Linked DNA regions of Homo sapiens: regions 2, 3, 4 and 5 are each linked to region 1. A link is a loop called in an ENCODE intact Hi-C map of the cell type or tissue named here. Cell type or tissue: sigmoid colon. All regions are shown on one strand.

Region 1 (5,000 bases):
ATGCACATCAAACCCCACCGCAATCACTTCATACCCATTAGGATGGCTCTAATTTTTTTTTAATCAGAAAATAAAAAATGTCAACAAGGATGTGGAGAAATTAAAACCCTTGTGTACTGCTATGGGAAAAAGTATGGCGGTTCCTCAAAAAATTAAACATAAGTTCCACTTCTGAGTATATGCCTAAAATAATTAAAAGCAGGGACTCAAATTTTTAAATGTTTATTTTTTTAATTATTTATTTATTTTTAATTTCAATAGTTTTTGAAATAGCCAAAAGGTGGAAGCAACCCAAATATCCTTAAACAGATTAACGGATTTTTAAAATGTGGTCTAAGTAAGTGGAAAAAGAAAATGTAGCATATATACACCATGGAACACTACTCAGCCATAAAAAGGAATGAAATAATGTCTTTTGCGGCAACTTGGATGGAGCTGGAGGCCATTATTCGAAGTGAAGTAACTCAGGAATGGAAAACCAAATACCATATGTTCTCACTTATAAGTGGGAGGTAAGCTATAAGTAGGCAAAGGCATAAGAGTGATATAATGGACTCTGGGGACTTGCAGGGGAAGGCTGGTCGGGGGGCGAGGTATAAAAGACTACACATTGGGTACAGCATACACTGCTTCAGTAACAGGTGCACTAATATCTCAGAAATCAAGGCTGAAGAATGTATCCACATGGCTGGGCACGGTGGCTCACTCCTGTAATCCTAGCACTTTGGGAGGCAGAGGCAGTCGGATCACCTGAGGTCAGGAGTTCAAGACCTGCCTGGCCAAAGTGGTGAAGCCCCGTCTCCACTAAAAATACAAAAATTAGCTGGGCGTGGTGGCAGGTGCCTGTAGTCCCAGCTACTCGGGAGACTGAGGCAGGAGGATCGCTTGAACCCAGGAGGGGAAGATTGCAGTGAGCCGAGATCCTGCCACTGTACTCCAGCCTGGGCGACAGAGCAAGACTCTGCCCCCCAAAAAAAAGAATGTATCCACACAACCGAACGCCACCTGTACCCCAAAAACTATTGAAATAAAAAATAATTTTTTTAAAAAAGGAAGAAAGATATGTGGTCTATACGTAAAAGTGGCAAAATGTGGTGATACACACACACACACACACACACACACACACAGGAATATGATTCAGGCTTATTAAAAGGCAGGCAATTCTGGCACAGGCTACAGCAGGAATGAGCCTTGAGGCCATGATGCTAAGTGAAGTCAGTCCATCACAAAAGGACAAATGGGACTGTGGCATTCCGCTTCTATGGGGTGCGGAGAGTGGTTAGATTCCTCCAGACAGAAAGAGCACGCTTGGCTGCCAGGGCCGGGGAGAGCGGGGAGAGGGGAGCGGGAGTTATCATTTCACGGACGCGATGTTTCGTCCCCTTTGATGAAGCGTTCTGGAGATGGGCAGTGGCGACACTCGCCCATATACGCAACGGCTGAGTGCACTCCATGCCACCGAACTGGTTAAGATGGTAAATTTTCTGTTGTGTGTATTCAACCACAATTTTTTAAGCCACTTTCTCCGTTCTTTCATTGAGAACTCCGGGGATCAAAGAAGAACGCCAGCTGCGGTGGACCGCTGAGGAATGGCCGGAGTCCGGGCGCGAGCGCCGCTTCCCCTCGCCCTCCTCCTCTCCCTTCCCGCGGCCCCTGGAGGCCGAGACCCATCCGCGTCCCGCGCGCGCTTTCCTCAGAGGCTCGGCCGGGCGCCCTGCTTCGAAGTGGGCCTGAGGAAGCCTCCGCCTCCGCCGCTGCTTTCTCCCCCTTCCTTCTCCAGCGGCTCCTCCAGGCCGCTCCAGAGACCCCGAGGACCCAAGGACGGTGCCGGGCGGAAAGTCTGTGCGAAGCTGGTGAAAAGGTTGCCCGGAGAGAGCGGAAGCTGTGAGGATGGGCAAAGCGCCCCTGCCCAGCCGCCCCGCCGCAGAACCGGTACACGCGCCTGCCCGCCCCGGGCGCCCCTTTGGCGCTGAGCTTTTCGTGCGGGGCGCGCATCCCTCTCCACTCCGGCTCTCTGGCGCCATCTTGTGTAGCTTTCTTAAACAGCCACAAAATGCGGATCTTTTAGGTCTCTAGTAACATGATTTCTCAAGTACAAAAATAGTTTCCGATATCTTATTGAAGAAAACATTTTCTTCTCTACAAGAAAGCAAAGTTTACCCATTGTTCTAGCACATAATGAGCAAGGCTTTGTTTCCTGAACATATTCGTAACTATTTCAAGGATAATCTTAAGTATAGAAGTTGGTTTTAGTCTAACGTCTTGCCTTTCAGAAACGACTTGGGAGACAGAAAGAAAGAAAAATGAACGTTTAAAATTTTATCAGAGCCAGACGAGGAGCAGGATAAGCCAAATATATTATAAACTCGTTTATATAACCCCTGTTATCTTGACTCAACAAGTAAGGTGCAAGTAGGCACAATTTAAACAACCACAAGTAGAATTAATATAACTGCAAGTCTAGTCAATTAATACAAAGGCACATGCAGTCCAGGGACCCCTGCCCCGTGATGCTAACAACTGAATCCACACTCACAGATCTGCTGATCTATGGGGTGGGCTGTGTTGCTAAAACCAAAAATTGACATCTCAAAGAGGGAGCAAATTAACACGCAATTGTGAAGAAAAATCCATCGTTGGTTAATCTAGCAAAAGTGCTTCCTCTAGTAAATTTAGTATCTGAATGTCAAGTACCAACTCAGAAGTTGAGACAAGCCTTTCTAATTCTCATGGAATTACAAACAAATTTTTTTTATTCCACAAAGAAATAAAGAAATACGAAGTGCTTCCAGCAAGTTACACGGGGGAAAGGGGAAAAAAAAGCCACTTTGGAGCTACAGTCCCACTTCTAGTTATTAGTGTCTTTGAGAGGGCTTTACAGTATCCGCTCTGCTCACAGGAGGCCTTAAGCTGCGGGGAGATTCATGGGACTCAGACGCAGGCTGTATTCTTGAGATCCAGCCAGGTTTTCCACCGACTCACTTCACTTTAGAGTCTGCAGAGTTCAAACAGAACAAAGAAGTAATAGGATCCTGCGGCGGGGAAGGAAGCTGGAGCCTTCCACACTTGGGGCCAAGCTGTAAGCCAAAAGATTAAGTTATAAAAGCAGATTCTTACAACTTGAAGTAGAGAAAGTCTCAATAAGGAAGACACAAACCCAGGAGTGGGAGGCTGCAGTGAGCTATGATCACATCACTGCATTCCAGCCTGGGTGATAGAGTGAGACCCCGTGTGTAAAAATAATAAAAAATAAAATATGGTAAAATATCGATTTAAAAAAAAAAAAAAAGAAAAAGAAAAAAAAAAGAAAGACACAGCACTTCCCCAGCAAGAAGGAAGGCCTATGGATGACACTTTTTTTTAAAGTCACATTTCCCAAAAATGCAAGGGTATCATCGCCGCAGTAAAAGGAGTCAGGCTCTGAGGTCGGAGCGCCCGGTGTGACTTGAGACAGCTTCAGCAGCAGTTCTGGGCCCCAGGACTCTCAGCTCCTCCTCAAGGTTAATAATTCCTGCCTCAGAGGACTAAAAGGAACAAAAGTGTAGCATCCCTAGGACAGAGTCTGGCCCAAGCAGGTGCTCAGTATATAGCAGGTGCCATTCCAGCAATGGTGATGATAATGACAGCCCTACCATTACTGAAGCAAACCTGCCACCCTCTCCTAATGGGCATTCGCATTCACTTACTAACAATAGCTAACACTCGTTGGGTACTTACTATGTGCTGGGCACTGTGCATCAAATTATTTCACTTAACCTGTGGGGCACTTAAATGTAGCCACATCTAATACCCCCACTTTACAGATAACAAAACAGGTTCAGAGAGGTTAGGTAATGTATTAGTCAGCATAGGCTAACTACTGTAACAAACAACCCCCAAAACCTCATGGCTCAACACAAAGTTTACACCTCCCCCATATCCTGGTGGCAGGAGCATGAGAGAAAGGACTCACTCTAGGGTCACTCAGGGAGCCAGGCCCCTTCCATATTGTGACTCCTCCACTGCCTGCCCCTGTGTCTGCTGCTGGATGCCCTGCTTCTAGCTACAGCTGAGGGAGAAGAGACTAAGAAAATCCAGAGCTCTTACCCACCTCAGCCAGAAGTGGCATGTGGCACTTCTGCTCAGAGCCTGCCAGCTTAGTCTGTTGGCCCCACGTAGGTGTAAGGGGCAGGGAAATAGTCTATTGGTATTCCCAGGAAGAAGAGAACAGAAATGGAGATTGGTGTGCAACAATCGTTTCTACAACAATGAACTTGCTTGAGATCACATGGCCAGTAAAAATGGAAGTGAGATGTGAACCCAAGCAGTCTGAGTTCACACCCTGACCTCCTAACCATGGAGCTACACTATCACCTAAGGAACTGTGGAGGTTTTTGAACAGAACCCCAAAATTCTTTACCATTCTTCTAATCAAGAGGTGGGTCAGTGTTGAATCTGGGCTTTGTTAGTCTTTGACCAGTAGAATACATCAGAAATTACCACTATGACCATGTCCAAGGTCTTAAGATGCTAGCAGCTTCTACTTCCTATCTCTTGGGACACTCACTTTTGGAGCCCAGCTGCCATGCTGTGAGGAAGCCCAAGCTAGTCTATGCTGAGAAACCACATGGAATGGCCACCTATATTTGTTCCAGCTGGCAGACAAGGAGGGGTCCCAGCCATCACCCAGGACCAGCCACCAGACATGCAAGTGAAGATGCTTCCAGATGATTCCAGGCCCAAGAAATCAAGTCATCCTCAGCTCCTGAGTCTTCCCAGCTGAAGCTCAGACATCATGGAGCAAAGACAACTCATCATGGCTGTGCTCTGTCTCAATTCCTCCACTCATTTCTAAAGATCCTAGGTCCTGTGGATCCTACTTTCTCATATCTCAGCTGTGCCCCAGATTCATTATTCAATTTGTGCCCAAGATATTTAAGATTCCTGGTGTGAAGTACATTTGAAAATGTACATTTGTGGGCCGGGCTCACGCCTATAATCCCAGCACTTTGGGAGGC
Region 2 (5,000 bases), 51 kb before region 1:
AGATCCCTGAGTTAATAATGCCTAAACCACCTTGGAATTCAGAGCAGGAACACCCTTTGGACACCTCTCACCTATTTGCTGTTTTATACATATGTAGCCCAGAGGAAATAGGTCTCAGTGAAGTAACCTAACTGTTTGGAAGACAGACATTCTCCATTCTCTGTGACTAGCAGCTGACTTAAAACAGAAGGACACAAGAAAATATATTGGAAGAAAATATACCAACATGGTTCGGTTTGGTTTGGTTTGGTTTGAGATGGAGTCTCTCACTGTCGCCCAGGCTGGAGTGCAGTGGCCGATTGTGGCTCATTGCTACCTCCACCTCCCAGGTTCAAGCCATCCTCGTGCCTCAGCCTCCCAGGTAGCTGAGATTACAGGCACGCACCACCACACTTGGCTAATTTTTTGTATTTTTAGTACAGACGGGCTTTCACCATGTTGGCCAGGCTGGTCTTGAATTTCTAGGCTCAAGTGATCCGCCCACTTAGGCCTCCCAAAGTGCTGGGATTACAGGCATGAGCCACAGTGCCCAGCCCCGGAAATATAACAACATGTTAATAGCAATTATCGCTAGATGTGTGATCATGGGGCATTTGTGTTGTCTTTACTGCATCAGACTTTACTGCAACAGACTCTAGGCTCTGTAATAAATATGTACTAATTTGGCAGTTTTCTTACATGCAGTACATATATTAATCTTAACTATTTTATTTCCTAAAATGAATATGACATGACTCACCTTTGTTTTTAACATACCCTCAGGCAAAGGGCTTACAAAGATGACCAGAGATCAAACTCTGGAGCATGCGTAAGGAGAATGTGAGAGGCAGACTCTCAGTTCCCGCTGCACCCCATACTGCTGACACAGTGTAGGGAAAATAATTTTTAAGGGTAGACTGAAGAGGGGTAAGGAAATTCCAGATAACAACGTCCACCATGCATTGAGCTTTGCAGGCATAATCACACATACCTTTCAACCCTATGGGAAATAGGCATTAGCATCTCTATTTTACAGAGGGGGAAACAGAGGCTTGTCAATTTAGGGACCTGAGAGAGGCACATGTGCATGGGCAGTGGAAGAAAGGTCTGGCCTGGTAAGGAAATCCCCTTCAGCCCTTGGAGAGTTATTTCTGTTCCAATTTGGAGAAGCTGCTGACTACACATCTACCTGAGGGGGACCCACAGCAAAGGAGTGGAGGGGAAGTCCAAGACGACTCAGCCAGAAACCCAGCGAGCAACCCCACGGAGTGTTCCAGCCCATCTTTCATTTCTTCCTAGACGTCACTAGCACTCGTCATCTGGAAGGTTTCTTCCCACAGCAACAGATACGTTTTGTGCCCCTGTTACGGGCTGGACACTTTCGGGAAAGGAATAAATATATTGCATGTGGCCTTTAGCCTTAAGCACAGCCATTCTGATTTGCAGACAAGACATGTTGACTGTTGAGCTAATCACTAGTAAATAAAATTTCCAGACCCAAGAGAAAAGGATGAGAAGGAGTAGAGGATCCGTCCTGAGTATATTCCACAATCATTGCTAGAGACGTTCAGATGCAAGAACTCATGTTGGCTGCATGCCCACTGTGTGCCACACTCACCTCACATGTGTCTCATTAGTCCTCACAGCAACCCTCTGTACCCCATCATAGCCTCCCCGGTTGACATGCAAGGAAATGAAGACCTGCGGGGTCCTACAGTGTCTGGGGCCAGACCAGCACCAGGGCACAGACCCCGAGCTCAGTCTTTCCAACTCCTAAGCGAGACTGGGGTTGTCTCCAAAGACAGTGAGGCATTGCTCCATTAGAAATACCCCGTCTCGCTCCACGGTGCTGGGAATATCAGAGAGTACGTTTGGAAAAGTAGAGCTGAGTAGTGGGAGAACCCTCTGCAACCCCAGTGAAACCTCCTGCGTGCAGGCCGCAAGCACTCGTGTAAAACGCAGGCCCCAAATACTAGTAAATGTCATGATCAAATCCACTTCTCAGACAGACTCCTTTACACACAGTTGTTATCATCCACATAATAAAAGGAATTGGATTTCCCTCGTTTGTCTTAAGTCTTTGCACAATTTCCTCCCACCTTTCCTGGGCCTGCTGGGAGGCTCCGCACAACCCCACTGGGTGGAAGGCAGAGTAGGCAGGGGAACCCTGGGCCTGGCAGTTTTGTTACAATACTGTGTCACAACACAGACAGGTGGGGTGGCCAGAGTCAGGCAGAGCGACACAGGGTGTGTCAGGTGGCTCTCTTGTCCCTGCCTGTGCACACACATGATGGAACCCTGGTACAGTAACACAGCATTCAGTTGAGACCGAGGAAAAATAAACGAGGGACAATTCATCCTAACCTAACTCAGGACAGCGGCCAACCCTCTGGTTTTGCCTGGGTCTGAGAGATTTCCAAGGATGCAGGACTGTGTTTTTAAAAGCAGGTTAGTCCCAGACAAACCAGGAAGAGCCGGTCAGCTCAGCTGACCTCTCTACCCTCAGGTAATGCAGCCCCTTGCCTTTATATTCTCCAGTCCTTCCTCAGCCCACTCGCTCACCCCGCCCCTCTGTGTCTCTGAGCAGCCAGGCAAGCTTGAATACTAGCTAATATTTATTGAGCATTTACTTAGCGTCAGGCGCTTTACATCAGGCCTAAGGAGAAAATACGGTTATCACCTCCTGTCACAGATGAAGAAACTGAGGCTGGCAGAATTAGTGTATACAAATAATTCCATAAAACCAGCTTCTGCGCACACTTGAGCTTATAAAAGGTCTCCATACTTTGCCTTCCCAAGTTTGCCAGAGAGAGGGAGACAGAAAAAGAGAGAGAGAGAAAATGAGTGATGAGTGAGAGAGAGAATGAGAATTAAAGGTCTCTCCCTCCATCCTGGAGGGGGACAGGCTGCATCTCAGACATCAGGCCCTCTCAAGGGATCAGAGGATCAAGCCCATCCTCCGCTTGCTCTCTGCACCTCGCCTGTGGAGCTGACACAGCACCAGCTGCAGCTCATTTTACTCCCCGCCAGAAACGAGGGTGTTATCATGTGATATTTTTGCCTCTTTTTATAAATAATTCATCCTTTTTTGCACAAAAGTAAGATAGCCTGAAGCTAGAACATTTAAAAGGAACGTCAGCCCCTTATACATAAACAATAAAGTGCTAGTTTGCCAGAAAGTTTGCGAAAGTCCCGAAGCTAAAATACACCTCGTTCTAGGTCTATTTTTAGCCTGGAAAAGGCTTTCCGATGTCTTTCTCAGTTCACACGTGATAAGGGCTGTGTTATGCTTTCTCTGAAATGGGGCTTTCCCAAATCAGTTACATTTGCACAGGGAAATCTAAAAGATAACTTGCCAAATAAGCATACTTATGAAATCCAAATCCCAAGTACACAAATGCTTTTTTTAACTCCACAAAAATAAATTATAAACAAATTGATAATGGAGTCTACGGTCAACCACGGCTATGAGAAATGGGGCCACAGATTGTTAACGTTTACAGGAGTCTTTTTCCCAAGACTGAGAGGGAGTTTTCCTTTGCAGAAGGATAGCAATTCTGGAGCTGGAAATTACAATCGTAAGAACAATTATGGGAAAAACAATTATGTTTGATGATAAGATTTGGGCCTCCATGTTATTGTGGGCTCCCTTATCCCCTTGATGTCATGCATTAGTTTGGTTTTTTGTTTGTTTGTTTGTATTTGGGACGGAGTCTTGCTCTGTCACCCAGGCTGGAGTGCAGTGGTGTGATCTCGGCTCACTGCAGCCTCCGCCTCCCGGGTTCAAGCGATTCTCCTGCCTCAGCCTCCCAAGTAGCTGGGACTACAGGCACCCGCAACCACGCCCGACTAATTGTTGTATTTTTAGTAAAGACGGGGTTTCACCATGTTGGCCAGGCTAGTCTCAAACTCCTGACCTCAGGTGATCCACTCGCCTCAGCCTCCTGAAGTGCTAGGATTACAGGCATGAGCCACCATGCCCAGCCTCATGCATTAGTGTTTTATGAGAAAGACATTTTATTTCTTTACCTAAAAGGATTTTTTTTAATACTAACATTGCTGTTGTCAAAATATCTTCAGAAGGACACATGACAGACTCATAATGTTGGTTGCCTATGGCAGAGGGTGACCAACCATCCCAGTCTGCTGGGGTTTCAGGAGTCTCCTGGGATGAGGACATTTCAGAGCTAAAACAGAAAGTCCTAGACAAAGCAGGACCAGTTGGTCACCCTACCTAGGCAGGGGAACTCTGGATGGCTGGAACAGGGGCAGGAAAGGGAATAGTAACTGTATCCCTTCATGCATTTGGAATGTTGAACTATGTAAACTTATTGCTGGTTAAAAAAAAATAGGTTAAAAATGTTCTGTCAGTATCATATGAGAGGACTCTTTTTAAATCAGTAGATCACTAAGCGTAGCAAAGAAAAGGTTACTGGACCTATGCAAAATTTATATCAATACATTTAAGGTCTGCTTTATTATTTCATTTGTTTCTGAAATATGTCCTCCAAAAGACTTCACAATTATTCACCAAAAAAACTCAAAAATTTGCAGTTCTTTAATCCTCATTCTCACAACACCAGGCCACTGAGGCTCACACTGTTGTTCCATTTTGAAGATTAGGAAATGGAGACCTAATGAGGTTATCTGACTTGCCCCAGGGTTGGAAATGAGCGTGCCATGCAGCCCGTGTCCCCAGGGCCGCCCTCTCCCGTGCTGGCCTACTTTACAGCTGGCTAGTATCGTCAAACCATGGAAACAGCGAGCTGTTGCCAAAGAGAAATATTTCTATGAAAGTTTCTGAAGTGTCCCCTAGGAGAGCCTGCAGACGTCAGTGACGACATAATATTGCTGACAGAGCCCTCCCCACCAATCGTGCTGCTCAGAGAGTGCCACCCATGGAGCAACTTTTTAGGAGATTCCCACAGGATGGAAAGTCCTGAGGTGCATACGTGGAGGGACCCCACCTTTGAGCTCAGGTGGACCATCTGTCCACAGTTCCTTTCACAGTGCAGTACTTT
Region 3 (5,000 bases), 190 kb before region 1:
ATCCTTTGAGCAAAAAGGGAACCAAAGAAGGAAATAGAAAAACAGGTTGGAGTGTTTTTGTTTGTTTTTGTTTTGTTTTTTTTTTTTTGGACAAGCCTTGCGGGGCACTGGGGGGGCTTCTTTGACAAGTACCCTAAAACCTGATGGCAACAAAATGGGAGCAGTTGTAATTCATTAAGAGCACACTGTTGCGAGGCTTGGGAGAACCACCCAACCTCCAGTGGCCGGCCCACCCACCCCCATCAAGAGGCACACTTTCAGGACACTGAAGTACACCACATTCTTGGAGTTTCTCCAGACTAGCTTCTGATGAAGCTGTTCCCCCAGGAATGATCACAGTGAGTCTCAGATTCCTGTGAACAAAGGAGCCAGTAACTCCCCATGACCACAACAAGTAAAACAAAGACAGCTTCAAAGATGGCACCGAGAACTGGGAACAGCAATACAGGCAGGAGTTGGAGAGGATTTCTATTGAAATCCAATGACTGAGCTAAACTATTGATCCATTTTTCTTCTAAGCCTCTACTCACAGAATGCATTCATTTAAAAATAACATTTATAAATATAGGCCAGGTGCGGTGTCTCACGCCTGTAATCCCAGCACATTGGGAGACCAAGGTGGGCAGATCACCTGAGGTCAGGAGCTTGAGACCAGCCTGGCCAACATGGTGAAACCCCATCTCTACTAAAAACACAATGATTAGCCAGATATGGTGGCGCATGCCTGTAATCCCAGCTACTCAGGAGGCTGAGGCAGGAGAATCACTTGAGCCTGGGAGGCGGAAGTTGCAGTGAGCTGAGATTGCACCACTGCACTCCAGCCTGGGCGACAGAGCCAGACTCCATCTGAAAATAAATAAATAAAATTTTTAAAAATAACTTTTATAGATACAGATGCTAGATAGTAAAATCTCATTAAATGAAAACCATTTGACCATGAATCTGTGGCCATTTAATTTGGACTAATTTAAAATTTACTTTTAACCTATGGGAACAGGGCTTCTCCACCAATTTAACCCTGTAATTAGGATGCCAAGAGATTTGGAAAACCACCTCGCACAGGTGCTTCTTCCTTGCCATTTATATCACACTTTTTCTTTTTCACTCGTGGGGTGATATTCAAAGCAAAGTTAACTTAAAGGTATAACCCTCCACTGTCACTCAATCTAGAAATAAAGTCCCTTTCTCTGTTGAGTTTAATGTCTCTTTATTTGCCATGGCAAGAATGGCAAACACATAGCACACACCCTACCCTCCATCTCACCCAAGCCCTCTGCAGGCATGACTAGCTGATCAGAGTAAGGATCCTTCTTAATCCAGTACTTCAAAAGAAGGAAGAGATTCCAAGCATTCCTTCCTCTCAGATAATAAATTTGATGTCCTCCTTCCAAGGAGAAAACATCTATTCTGTGCCCAAGGGCCTAAGAACTGAGGTTACTTACCCAGTGGAAATAGCTTATCCATTTCAGGAAGAACTGACAAAACAGGTGGTAAGATAAGGCTTCCTGTTCCCTCACTCATTTACCAAGAAGGTGGTTAATATTAGCAGAAAAATGGTTTGGCAGACTGAACACTGAATGAAGGTCTCCTTGGACACTTGGCATGTCCCTAGGCTAGAGCAGTGATATGGCTTAGCTCTGTGTCCCCACCCAAATCTCATCTGAAATTGCAATCCCCATATGTCAAGGGAGGGACCTGGTGGGAGGTGATTGGATCACGGGGGGCAGTTTCCCCCATGCTGTTATAGTGATAGTGAGTAAGTTCTCACAAGATCTGATGGTTTAAAAGTGTGGCACTTCCCCTCCACCCCTCTTTCTCTCTCCTGCCATCATGTAAGACCTGTCTTGCTTCCCCTTCACCTTTTACCATGATGATTGTAAGTTTCCTGAGGCCTCCCCAGCCACGCAGAACTGTGAGTCAAAACTCTTTTCTTTGTAAATAACCCAGGCTCAGGTAGTTCTTTATAACAGTGTGAACATGGACTAATATAATCAGTGATCTAAGAAGGGGTAGAGGAGAGCAGAGTAATACAAAATGACAAAGGGAAGTCGGGGAGAAGGATTCCCAGACTGTAACCATAATAGGTCTGTTGCCTGATATGCATGGCAAGTAAATACCATGGCAATACCATGGCCAGACACCAGGTTGCAGCAGAGAAAGAGGTTTAACCGCAGGGCCTCCGAATGAGGAGCTGTGAGTAAACCTCCAATCCATCTCCCCGTGGAGTTTGGGGTTAGGATTTTTAAGTGTTTTGGAGTGGCCGGAAGTGTGGAGATAGGTCCACGAACTGTGATTGGTTGAAGAGTACAGGATGAAGTCACGGGACAGGGAGATGAAGAAGCTCTATTCTCATGCTGATTCCACTCCTCTATGGGGTCTTCAAACTAGTTGGTGTCAGCTATTTCACTGGAATTCTGGATCTCAAAACACATCTTAAGCAATTCTTATGCAAAAGCCTTATGAATGTAAGATCAGAAATCCTATTTATCTAAAACAAGTCTTATGATTCTAGTCTCAGAAATCCTGTCTATAGGAACAACAGGGAAGCAAATGGTCAGTATCTAGTTACAAGCAAGTGGGTCAAATTGCAGCCTGATTCGAGCTTAATTATAAATATATTTCTGTCTGGAATTCTTGTTAACCCTATGAGGATAGCTTCAGGATGGTTATTCAATGAGAGCCAGCCTAGTGTAGGGGTTAAGCACATATCTCTGAGTTCAAATCCTGCCTCTGTTACACTATGTGCCCTTGGGTACATTATGTACCCTCTCTTCACCTTGGTTTCCTCATCTGTAAAATGGAAATAATAATACCTGTGTCATAGTATTGTTGTGAAAATTAAATGTGATCATCTATGAAGAGTTTCTAGCGTATACTACATACTCAAATGTTACTTTTTTTTTTTTTTTTTTTGAGATGGAGTCTCCCTCTGTTGCCCAGGCTAGAGTTCAGTGGCGTGATCTCGGCTCACTGCAAGCTCCGCCTCCCGAGTTCATGCCATTCTCCTGCCTCAGCCTCCTGAGTAGCTGGGACTACAGGCGCCTGCCGCCATGCCCGGCTAATTATTTATTTATTTATTTATTTATTTATTTTGTATTTTTTAGTAGAGACGGGGTTTCACCGTGTTAGCCAGGATGGTCTCGATCTCCTGACCTCGTGATCTGCCCGCCTCGGCCTCCCAAAGTGCTGGGATTACAGGCGTGAGCCACCGCGCCTGGCCGAATGTTACATTATTGTTGTTATAATTCCTGTTATCAGACAGGATGCTGTTGGAGTAGGTAGCACAAAATTCAGATAAAGGCATTGATGATCCTGCATTGAGTCCAGAGGTAGGATGTTCCAGGCACAGCTGGTTAAATCACAGCTATTTTTCATCATTCTGTTCTGAATCTCCAGGTCAGCAATTGTTTCCCCACCAGTAGAGCTGGCTTCACAACTCTAGATGTCATGTAGCCTCTAGCAAAGAAAGGGGAGGAGGCATTTCTAGCAAAGGAGACAGGAGGTGGCTGTTGGGGATGGAGTCAGTAGTGCATGATAACTCAGACTGGATTTATGGAGAAAAGAAAGACATATTGTGTGCACACAGACACACATACAGACTCCACTCATGTATGTTTGGCTAACAGGCCATATCTAGATGCATTCCAGACATCATGGAACATAGTAGAAAGGTCACACCAGGGGACCACCCACCTTGTACTGGGGCATTTCAAATGGTCTTATCTCTACCTAGGCCTCTCCATTGGATATCAAAGCCTTTGGCTGGGTTTAAACAGGTTAATAGGCTTTTGAGTAATTAGTGCTTTGAGGAAGCCGTAGGCTTTGATTCGTCAAATGCTGTGGCCTGTTCACTGTAAGCAGAATTTAATCTGTGAGCTACATCATGTGAAAATAAAGCTGCCTAAAACCAAATACATTCAAATTGTGATGATAGTAATGCAAGCAGGCAGGCTTTTCTTGCATGGCTTGTGAAGTGGTTCTGAAGCAGAGGAGTTCCAGAAATCTTTTAAGCAACAGTGGTTTGAAGAAGATGACATCCATTTGGAGAGATGTACTGATATATGAAATCCCCCAGTTTAGGAATAAGACCTAGGTGTAACTCCTGGCTCCCACCTTTGTGTAACCTAGGACATGTTTTTTTCACTTCCCTGAAACTCAGTTTCGTGGTCTTTAAAATGAACACGATAATACCTACTTTGGAGATTTAACAGGAGAGTAAGTTAGGTGAAAAGTTAAACTGCCTGGCCTAGTAGCTGGCACTGGGAAAGTGTTCATGTAGTGGATTCAACAGTGACCCCTGAAAGATATGTCCACTGAGAACCTGTGAATATGACCTTATTTGGAAAAAGGGTCTTTGCAGATGTAATTAAGTTGAGGATCTTGAGATGAGATTATCCTGGGTTGTCCCGATGGACCCTAAATTCAATGACAAGTGTTCTTTTAAGAGAAAGGCAAGGAAAGATGCATAAAGAAATGTTGACCTGTTTTTTCTCTACTAGTGTGGATAATTTGTTATTCTTTGAGCTCATCTGTGTTTTCCAATTTTCTACAATAAACTTGGTTTACTCGTGGAAAACACACACACACAAAAGAGGAGGCCATGTGACCCCAGAGGCAGTGAACGTTATATCCCTACTGTCTCCAGCAATAAGCACAGCACACGTTAGGCATTCATTTATTTCTTTTGTTTTTTTCTTTGTTTTGGTTTTTTAGTTGATTGGCAAAGCCAGTAACTGGTTCCAAGAACGAGTTAATATGATACTGCATGAGTCAGGACAGGCTTCCAAGCCACCTCCGTGTTTCAGTGACTTAAAATAACAAAGGACTATTTCTCACTAATGCTACCTGCCCAAGCAGGGTTGGGGATGAGGAGAGTTGGCTCCACGTCATCCTCACTCTGAGACCCAAAGGACAGGGGCTATACCTTCCCATTATTTTGGCTTCTCCCATAAGCCTGTTGGGTATGCAGAAAAGTGGGGGCTAAGGGACCCAGCATCAGC
Region 4 (5,000 bases), 620 kb before region 1:
ACTGTTGTGGTGGCCTTTGTGAGGAAATATCCACATTCAAAACCATTTTAAGCAGAACCTGTGTTCTTAGCAGGAAGTGCAAGTGCATTTCTCAGAATACCCTGAGTTCCCCAATCCATGATTGTGGGATTGAATGGGATGCTAGATCGATGGGCTAGACTATTCTGTGGTGACAGACAGTCCCAAAACCTCAGTGATTTTATACAACTAAGGTTTATTTCTTGGTCACACTACATATGCAGTGTAGGTCAGCAGTGTCAGGGTCAGGGAGACTTGGCTCATCGTGGTGACCTGTAGATCTACTCTCAGGATCGATAAGCATTCTCAGCCCCCCAGGCCCAGGCCCACAGAAGTTCCATCCTGACCCCAGCTTGCACAGTTACCAAGACAGGAAACCAGTTTTACTCTGGCCCTTGAAACCTCTACTCAGAAATGACATACAGTGTTTCCCCTCATATTTCATTAACCAAAGCAAGTCACGTGGTGTATTGGTTTCCTGTTGCTGCATAAGAAATAACCCCAAACCTAATGACCTAAAACAGCAGACATTTCTTATCATACTGTTTTTCGTATTTTTTTCTGTGGGTCTGGAATACAGGAGCAGCTTCACTGGGCAGTTCTAGCTCAGGGTCTCTTATGAGGCTGCAGTCAAGGTGTTGCAAGGTGGCAACCTGGTCTTGGATCATCCCAAGGCTCAGCTTGGGGAGGATCCACTTCCAAGCTCACTGCCATGGGCCCACAGGAGGGGACTACCTCACCGTGACACCCCTGAAGCAAACAACCCAAGAGAAGGTGAGAGAGAGCACCTGAGGCAGGAGTCACAGTCTTTTTATAACCTAATCTCAGAAGTGACATCTCATTACTTCTGCTGTATTTCGTTTGTTAGAAGCTAGTCACTTGTTCAGGTTTACTATGGAAAGAGAAGGGATTATTACACAAGGACCAGAATACCAGGCAGCAGGGACTTTAGGGGACCGTCTGGGTCATTGCCTACCATGTGCTGTCACATCTCTACCTTGTGTCTGAAAAGGAACACTATATTTCCATGTAGTTTAGCATGCAGCAAAGCCATATTTCCTTTCTCTCTGAAAACAGAGGGTGAGAAGCCATTCCAGCCTCTGCTTCTCATGCCGATCTATCCTCAGGATCAGTAAGAATTCTCAGTCCCCAGGTTCTCAATCCATCATCTCTTGACAATGCTAAATTTACTAATTCACCCCAAAGAAATAATGTGGTTTTAAATCCAAGTCGCTTTGTGATTCACTCCATTAATCCTACTGATATATTTACTTGTAGCTAATGATGTTACAAATTTCCAAGTGGAAAAAAAAAATCAGAGGCAGCCCTATTTATTTATACTTTTAAAGTGCTGAGTCTGTTCCGAAGGTGATTGAGTGCTGGTGTTTTGCAGCCGTCGGCTGGCCCTTTGAACCCGTTTCCTAGGGAGTGTGGTAACAGGTAGGCTGGGAAGACACAGGACACATGAAGTGAGTCAGTTTCCATCTTGCTCGTATAGACAGGCCAGCTTCCACCACTGCACCCAAGGCAGCACAAGACAGGGCCAGCAGAGGGGATAGAGAGGAGGCATACTCCTGATGCAATGGGGAAGCCACCTTGAAGGGTAGCAAAGTGGCCAGATAGCATATTTTGCCCTCAGTGCTATCAGTGGTGGCCTTGAACCAAAAGCCTGCGAATGACCAGAATATCTGAGCTGGAAAGAGCCTCAGACATCATTCCTTTCCAACTCTTTCATTTTACAAATGAGGAAACCAAGTCACAGAGAGGGGAAGGGATGTCCCCAATCCAAGGAATGTATCTCTATAAAACCCCGATCTCCTGAGCCTGCCTGTGGAGATTTCACTCACCAAACTCTCTTAGGAGAATGAAACAGCACCTTTTCTCAGTGCCTGAAATGACCAGCGGGTAGACAGATGGCTGGAGGGGGCTTAGCCCATCCACTCCCAGTTCCCTCCATTTGCTGAGACTGTTCCTTCAGCCTGGAATGCTGTTCCCATCTTACTGTGTTCGGCATCTCTGTTTGCCCGTTAAGGCCCAGGGTGGAGCGGTGTGATCCATGGTTCCAGGCTCATTGGCTACTTGGTGCCTGCATGGATGTAAGGCAGGTGGGCTCCTTTCAGTCCCGTGTGGGCATCTCGCTGATGACAGGCTTCCCCACCAAGTTGATAGCGGACTTCCCTTTCTGTTTCCAAAGAATGCAAGGTGCATTGTCAGTCACGGTCTTTGTTTGCGTCCTTCCCGGAGGCACCGTGAGGCACCGTGTGGCACAGCTCTTTACCGGTAGAGGGCAGAAGAATATCATTTATCCTATTTAGGGAGTCAGCCATAGAATTCTATAGTTGCCAGCAGTTTTTATTGTTTCTAGTCTTGTGAAACTTGCCGCCTGCAGGTGGATTTGGGCTGTATTTGAGGAGGGGATTCTTAATTGCTTTAGGGCCTCCCCTATCTTTTCCTTGCTTTCCTAAAACAGTGCTCTTCTGTAGGGCTGTCCAATGTATGGGAACATTACTGTAGGCATTAATAGGCAAGGGCCACACACGTGGACACATGTTTCTGAAGTCCCCACTGAGATTGGGGTCCAGGAAAAGCAGCAGCCTAAAATTTGTGGGGAAGGAGCAAGGCAGGTCCACAGAGGGCCCTCGTTATGGGGTAGATGGAGGAGAGAAGGCGGCGTCCACCACATAGCCTGGTGCCAGCATTGAGAGGAGAATCCAGTGAGGAAGCCTGGTTGAAACTTGTGAGTAGATGCAGCTGGGGTGCCAAGGAGGGCTGGTTGTAGACATGGGCCAGTTCTGGGGTGACAGCCCCCACGGGGCACCTTGCCTGGAGGTCCCAGCTGGCTCCACTTGGACATGGGCTGCTCCCGCTGCTGCCTTTCATCCATGTTTGATCGCTACGTGGTTCCCTTTGCTCCTCAGCTCAGGGAGAATAAATCCCTCCCCTGAGAGCTGGGGGAGGAAATGATGGTGCCTCCAGAATTTCTTTTTTAGGTTCTTTGTTAACTGAAACCCAGGTGAGAACAGGACCTTGAAAAAACGGACTTAGTAGCAGAGTACATATCTAATCACTGCCTTGGCCAACCTTAACTATGTGGGTTTATTACAAAAAGATTAGTAGTAACAGCAGCCATGAATTGGTCACTTCTTAAAGCTATACATAGATTGCCTCATTGGAGCCTCAGCACATTCTCATGGGAGTGTAGATCCTACTGTTAGGTGAGGCATTATCATGCAGTGGTTAAGAATTCAAGCACTGGAATCAGACTCCATTTGAATCCTGACTACACCCCCTTATGAGTTCTGTGATCCTGGGGACATCGCACACACATCCTGAGTCTGTGTGTGGATGGCATGAGTTACTCATGCAAAGCATTTAGCACAGTGCCTGGCATATAGTAAGCACACAATAAATACTTATAATAAGAAATCCGAGAGAGGTTAACAGTTTCCACAGCTAGGGATAGAGCAGGGATTCATCCCCAGGCCTGTCTGACCTCAAAGCCCCACTCTTAACAGAACAGCTGGCTTCCCTGAAACATCTCCAGGAATTTAGCCAGAAGGCGGCTCCCTTCCATGGACAAAGGCCTTGCTGAGATGGCCTAGCCTCACCAGCACATCCATGCAGACTTGTCCTGAGGCACACACCAGCCGGCCTCGCAGAAGGCTGCATGGCGTTTGCAGCTGGAACAAGATGTGGCCATCTGTTTGCTTCACAAAAAAGGTCAACAGACTGAGAGCCTCCTGCTCTGCCATCCTGAGGGCTGGCTGCTACTGCTAGATTCCTTCATTTTGGGCTAATTAGCCCAATGGCTGCGATTCTAGATGTTCAATGCCACCCTCCAGCCTTAGTCCCTTCCTGTCTCCAGTTTCTAATTAGGTTTGTAACTTAATGATACTCTTGGAATTCTTGAGTCCCATAGCAAAAGTTTGGCAACATAGGTTAAACAAATGGGTAAATGAACTACAAAAAAAAAAAAGTCCATATGGCACAGGAAAAAGAAGTAAATGTCCCCAACTTGCTTTGATCTCCTCTTCTCACAATCTCAAGTATCCTCATGAGCGTGTGGGTGGGTTGGTTGGTTAGTTTTAAACTGGTTTAACTGTATTTCCAGTGACTTTTCATTTGATCTTGGAAATGGGTGGAAATCTCCATGAGCCTCCTAGTTCAGTTAACCTTTGACAGAGAGAGCAAACAGCTGTCAACAGCTCTCAATTCACCCAACACAAGCAAGAAATAAGAACAACCCAGAAGTCAGATACAAAGAGTGGAAGGGTTAGAAAAATTGATCTTGTAAGGCCAGGCATAGTGGCTCTCACCTGTAATCCCAGCATTTTGGGAGGCCGAGGCAGGTGGATCACCTGAGGTCAGGAGTTTGAGATCAGACCAGCCAATATGGTGAAACCCTGTCTCTACTAAAAATACAAAAAAAAATTAGCCGGGCGTGTTGGTAGGCACCTGTAATCTCAGCTACTTGGGAGGCTGACGCAGGAGAATTGCTTGAACCCAGGAGGTGGAGGTTGCAGTGAGCTGAGATCTCACCACTGCACTACAGCCTGGGCAATAGAGTGAAACTCCATCTCAAAAAAAAAAAACAAAAAACAAAAAAACGGAAAATGGATCTAGAAAAGGAGAAACACCTTCTATGCCTGTTGACACCTATGTCAAGACAAGTCCAAGCTGTGCCTGGCTTCATGACAGATATTTCATGGTACACCCAGTGTATGGCTCTTTGCTCTACTCTGCAACCCTTTTCTCCTGTCCCCTTTACCAGACTTCCCTCCGAATGAAATGGCATCTGTTCTCATCATCTGGAATGACCACGGGGTAGATTAGTGGCTTGATGAGGGAGTTGAGCCTATTTACTTAGAGTCCCCAGAATGTGCCACACCTTGACTCAGCCTGTTCCCTCAGCCTGGGATACTGTCTCTACCTCATTTTATTCAACATCTTTCTTCATCCATGTGTCTAGTTTTGTTGGCAAT
Region 5 (5,000 bases), 98 kb before region 1:
ACAAGAGCGCCTTGTGTTCCCATCCACATCAACTCAGCTCATCAAAAAACCCATCCCAGGGAAAATGAGCTTGCTAATAAACCAACTAACTAAGCCTAACAAGAAATAACAGCAAATTTTGAGGCACTTTACAAGGAGAGTCACACCCAGGTACTTGTTGGACCCAAGAAGACTCAGGTAGCAAGGCAGGGAGTGGCTCATGACAACCGCCCGGAAGAGTCACGTCTATTTAGTTCTCGAAAATAATGGAAAACAAACTCGGTTTTCGCAAGTGGTATGCTGTGTACACTGAGTCCACATCAGGTGTTCTTGAATTCTCTGATAAATAAAAACCACAAGCAACTGTGGCACCACCGGGCTGGAGGGAAGCGCCGGCTCGCACCTGTCAATACGAGCAGCCTGGGGGCCTTATGGGACAGACCCTTTTTCTGAACTAGTGGTGCTGGAGTGAACACCTTCCAGGTCCCCAGGGCTCGCCCCTCACCCTGAAAAGATTAAATCATTTATTTATAAGAAAATATCTAACCCAAATACAGCAGGCACTGGGGGGCACAGGGAGCTGTGGTTACAATGCAAGCAACATCTGGACCTGCAAACTCATGATGCTGCCACAAGAAGCGTGTGCAAGGAAGGTGGGTGGCTGGGGAGGCAGTCCAGCATCATCCCCAAAGTCTTTACTACTGCTCTCCCCTCTGCTGAGTCACAATGCTCTTTGTTGGTGATGCTTGTAACATAACCCTCCTCTCCCCTCTTCAGAAACTGGCAACACCAAGGTGCCAATCTTTTTTTTTTTTTGAGATGGAATTTCACTCTTGTTGCCCAGGGTGGAGTGCAGTGGCGTGATCTCAGCTCACTGAAACCTTCGCCTCCCAGGTTCAGGTGATTCTTCTGCCTCAGTCCCCTGAGTAGCTGGGATTACAGGCACCTGCCACCACACCAGGCTAATTTTTATATTTTTAGTAGAGATGGGGGTTTCGCCATGTTGGCCAGGCTGGTCTCGAACTCCTGACCTCAGGTGATCTACTCACCTCCCAAAGTGCTGGATTACAGGCATGAGTCACCACGCCCAACCGCCAATCTCTTTAAATGGCTTCAGCTGCCAAATCTCACCAGCAAGTTTGGGTCACTGATGCATCCCCTACCCCTCTTCTCCTACAGACCCTGATCTTCTGGGTAATTTCCCCTGATTTCCTTAAAATGACACCGACAGCCAAGAATTTCACCAAAGGGGGCAAGCACGGGACACAAACTTATGGGTGCATCCAGGGCCCTTTGAGGATAATGTGCCATGTCCGTATAAAGCATCCCCCATCCCCACAGGGTGTAAGAATAACCATACAATTCAGGCTTTTATGACAGGAGATGCAGGCAGTAGAGGGAGGGGCTTTGATCTTAGGACTTTAACTTACTGGCTTCCCGTAGGTGTTCCACGGCACAGCAGGGGAGACAGATTTTGTAGAAGAGGTCAAGGTGAGGATGGCGCCTCAACAGAATCTTCAAAACCAAAAGGCAAGTTGCGGTACCCGCTGACCCTCCGCCATGCAGAGACTGCCGCGGACGCCGAAACACCCTCCTCCCCGTCAGGCTGGCTTGTCCCCGGGCATCTGAACGAGCCAACCTGACAGGATGGGTGCTCAGCGGAGGACACTCTCTGAGAAGCCTGAGATGATGGGGAAACCCACTCTCTAGGGCTGGCTTCCAGCGCAGCTGTTTGGAGAAAGAGCTACCCTGGAGAACCTTAGTCACTGCTACAGTGGTAGAGAAGACGGAGCACAGGAGTAGCTCCTCAGGGAGGAGGGACACAGACCACACCCCCAGCTCCTTGGTGACCTCCAAGGGAACCAGCTGGACGGCAGCAAATGGGCTTTTCCCCCGGCTTTTTCTCAGCTCGCTGTGAACCCGGCCCAGATGCATCCCATGCTTACTCATAGAGTAAAGCAAGCCAGGTATGAGGCAGTTACAAGCCAGCAGTTTTTTATGTGATTGATTCTATCTTCTCTGGAGATGCCCCAAGATTCTCTGGAAACAGTTAGGCCTCAGTATTTCCTAGCCAAGGAGCAAGCTTCCAGGAAATGAGCGAGTGAGCCTCCAATTGTATATGTAGACGTAAAAACAGCATGCATGCCCCTCCACCACCAAGCCTTTTTCATTTCCAAGCTTTTCTCTAATCACCAGGATCCAAACACCTCCAGCCCAGCTCCCATCCCCGCCCTCCTCCTCAGCCTTGGGCCCACCCACCTCTGTCTTCACAAAAGGTGCCCCGCTGGCCGGCACCACAGAAAACATCCAAGCCCAAGGTACTCATGGTTTGTGTGTAAAGGGTTTTTATTGGAGAGCCTGTGGCGCTGAAGTGCCACCAAGGATTTGGAAGGTCACTTTCAGCAGCCGCCATTTCTGCCAGGACCAGTGGCAAGCACCTGGCAGATGGAGCCCGGGTGTTTCTGCGTAAGGCAGAGGAATCCAGCTTTTCCATGAGATTCAGCTGCAGTTGTCGAAAACCCTGTGTGAGCCAGCAGTTCCAGTTCAAAGGTTGAGGGGGCGAACAGCTGCGAGGTGGCCAGGCTCCCGTGAGTCACCACTCAGGCCTGAGTACACCGTGGAGAGGAGAGATAAAGCAGCCACGGCTGTTCTGTTGCCAGTCCCACCCCTCTGGCAAACAGATGGGGGAAAACAGAGAAGGAAAGTCAACAAAGAAGGTGAAATGCAGGGAGCAGAGACTACACGCAGGCCCCCCGTGGCTGGCAATACCATGCGTGCTGGGCCGGCTGCGCCACCCTCACCCAGGGCTTCCCACGGGCTCTGCTCTTTCCTGCAGAGGCGAAACTGCCTTCCTGGCAGGCGGAGGCTGCCGAGCTCCCATGCCCCTTCCCACATATCCCAACTCTTCTCAGAAAACTGAAGAACCGAAGATGGAGGTGAGTCAGGAAAGGCTGGAGTTTTCATCCAAAAAAAAAAAGAGCAGGACAATAAACAGGCAAATACACAAACCCTGGAGCAAAGCCAGGAAAAAAGGGGGAGATAAAAAATAAAAAAATAAAAAACACCTTTCTAGAGAGAGCAAAATCCCAGGGTCCCGAAGGCACTGCTAATAGACTAATAGAAGCATCTTTGTTGCAGCCAATCACCTCTAGCCTGGGAACACCGCTAGTCAGGAGGCCTCAATCAACCTGAGAAGTCAGCCCAAGGCCCTGTCTCCAGAAGCCAGCAGCAGATCCCTGGGTCATGTCACAGGCAAGTCCTCACTTCACCAGCTCAGAGGTGAGCCACTCTCACCTGAACCTCTGCCTTCCGGCAGGGACCTCCTGGGTCCTGTGGGGTCTCCTGGGTCCAGGTGGGTTCCTAGTCCAGCCCCGTCTAGACTGACTTCAAATATAGTCCCCTGACAGTGTGATTTTTTCCAGCCAGCCAAATCACCGTTCATTTTTAAAATGGTTTTTAAAAATTACATTTCTAAGGCAAACAACGTAGAACTGTGACAGAGCAGAGGAACAACAAAAAAGCACAAAGAATGTTGCTAATCACAGGCTGCCTAGCACTTTCCTTTCCCTTCAGAGAAGGAGAAACTGTTTTATAGGTATCACACACGTGCACACGCACACACGTGCACACACACACACACACACACGCACAGTTTTTCCCTGATACTGGAAATTCTTTGTGAACTAGCCACGCTGATTTCTGCTGAACCTTTTTTTTTTTTAAAAAAAAAAAAAAAGGAAGAAAGAAAAGGAGCCACAGACGTGTCCAGGTCTGGAAGGGGCTGACCAGCTCTAAGCACATCCACCTTGAACTCTGACACAGGTAACGCCAAAATGAGGCCAGGACCTGACCAAGCCAAAAAAGCAGCAAAGGATCAGATGGGGTCCAATGTGTAGATCCAGTAGAGAAGAATGTCGGAAATTCTAAATACACAGTTGGACATCCTTCAGGCTTGTTTTAGATTCTTGATCCTCCTGATCTCTTTTACTATTGTCAACAATTGTCTTAAAAAAACTTCTTTAAAATCAACATGTTTCTACCCTTTGCTCCTTAGCAAGGCACAAAGCCTCTTACATGGGGAGTAGAAGTAGGGGGCACTTTAAAGGGATGCCCAAAGGGTGGCAGAAGCAACTCCATTGTGGTGACGTGGAAACGAGCTTGCCAGTGACAGTCTGAGCAGATGCCTGACACGCACGATGGAGCTGGGGTTTTATACATAACGTTCGTTTTGGTTTCAACACCTCCGACGCAAGAGGGCTTCCAGGTCCAGTCCTTCACACCCCAGGTTGCAGCTGACCAACTTTCCACAGGATGCCACCAGGCTGGGAAACAGGTTTTACCTAAAAGAAAGGGAAGGACAAGAGTAAGCCCCTTCTGGCAGAGCCTCGCACCCATTCTGACCCCTCCTGAACATCTCTATCCCTCACCCTCTCAGCCAGTGAAAAGGCCACAGTCCCCAGCCACAGGACCTTTGAGCGTGCTGTCTGGAAGGCGCAATCCACTCTTCCAGCAAACCCCCTCCCTCCCCACAGTTCCCAACTAAGGATCCCTCCCCCAGCTCCCCACACAGACTCCCTAGAACACAACCTCTTTCTCCTTATATCCCTCTCCTTGCCAGCACTTCCAGGGTGTTTACACTAGGGGTTGGAAAACTTCTTCTGTGACAGTCCAGAGAGGAAATATTGTAAACTCTGCAGATCCCACAATCACGGTGATAACTCCTCAACCCTGCTGTTGGGGTGGAACAGCAGCCACAGCAAGAAATGCTTGGCCATGGCTGTGTTCCAGTACAATGTTATTTATAGACACTGAAATTTGAATTGCATGTTACTTTCTCATGTCATAAAATAGTATTCTTCCTTTGGTTCTTTTTCAACCATTAAAATGTGAAAATCATTCTTGGCTCCTGAGCTGTACAAAAACAGACAGTGGGCTGGATTTGGCCCATGGGCCATAGTTTGCTGACTCCTGGTTTATGTATCTGAGTAGTGTTGGTCTCTTGCTTAGACTGGGAGCTTGAG

Evidence for each region. Hi-C counts contacts between places; a loop is a spot of excess contacts. Peaks named below come from ENCODE experiments on the same cell type or tissue, not always from the same donor. Only the 100,000 strongest peaks of a DNase experiment are listed, where the experiment ranks them.
Region 2: a loop joins it to region 1, with 2.8 times the contacts of the local background. A loop is called at or near these places in 6 of 110 quality-filtered maps.
Region 3: it touches region 1 in a loop (10-fold over the local background); 89 of 110 quality-filtered maps call a loop at or near these places.
Region 4: it touches region 1 in a loop (12-fold over the local background); 51 of 110 quality-filtered maps call a loop at or near these places.
Region 5: a loop joins it to region 1, with 4 times the contacts of the local background. A loop is called at or near these places in 24 of 110 quality-filtered maps.

The regions. Positions count from the first base shown.
Region 1 is chr15:92,712,970-92,717,969 of GRCh38, forward strand. No RefSeq gene overlaps it. Among named protein-coding and RNA genes, the nearest start is that of FAM174B, 60 kb to the left of the region's middle. RefSeq lists silencers at 1,736-1,785, 1,896-2,045. In sigmoid colon, a CTCF peak has its summit at 2,023 (motif pointing left); DNase peaks (open chromatin) are centred at 1,353, 1,732, 1,992 and 2,962; H3K4me3 peaks cover 1,292 bases; H3K27ac peaks cover 882 bases.
Region 2 is chr15:92,662,217-92,667,216 of GRCh38, forward strand. No RefSeq gene overlaps it. Among named protein-coding and RNA genes, the nearest start is that of FAM174B, 8.9 kb to the left of the region's middle. RefSeq lists enhancers at 1,134-1,253, 1,634-1,683, 2,171-2,670. In sigmoid colon, no CTCF peak of the experiment used is centred here; DNase peaks (open chromatin) are centred at 2,975 and 4,835; H3K27ac peaks cover 843 bases.
Region 3 is chr15:92,519,581-92,524,580 of GRCh38, forward strand. No RefSeq gene overlaps it. Among named protein-coding and RNA genes, the nearest start is that of LINC00930, 50 kb to the right of the region's middle. RefSeq lists an enhancer at 1,979-2,571. In sigmoid colon, a CTCF peak has its summit at 2,144; a DNase peak (open chromatin) is centred at 2,161.
Region 4 is chr15:92,095,468-92,100,467 of GRCh38, forward strand. The region is part of intron 3 of SLCO3A1 (solute carrier organic anion transporter family member 3A1); the gene reads left to right. Among named protein-coding and RNA genes, the nearest start is that of SLCO3A1, 240 kb to the left of the region's middle. In sigmoid colon, a CTCF peak has its summit at 2,298 (motif pointing right); no DNase peak of the experiment used is centred here; H3K27ac peaks cover 239 bases.
Region 5 is chr15:92,615,141-92,620,140 of GRCh38, forward strand. FAM174B (family with sequence similarity 174 member B) reads right to left here. Exons shown (of 3, transcript NM_207446.3): 3 at 2,308-4,319. The coding sequence ends at 4,316. Among named protein-coding and RNA genes, the nearest start is that of FAM174B, 38 kb to the right of the region's middle. In sigmoid colon, no CTCF peak of the experiment used is centred here; DNase peaks (open chromatin) are centred at 1,751, 2,561 and 4,841; H3K27ac peaks cover 2,310 bases.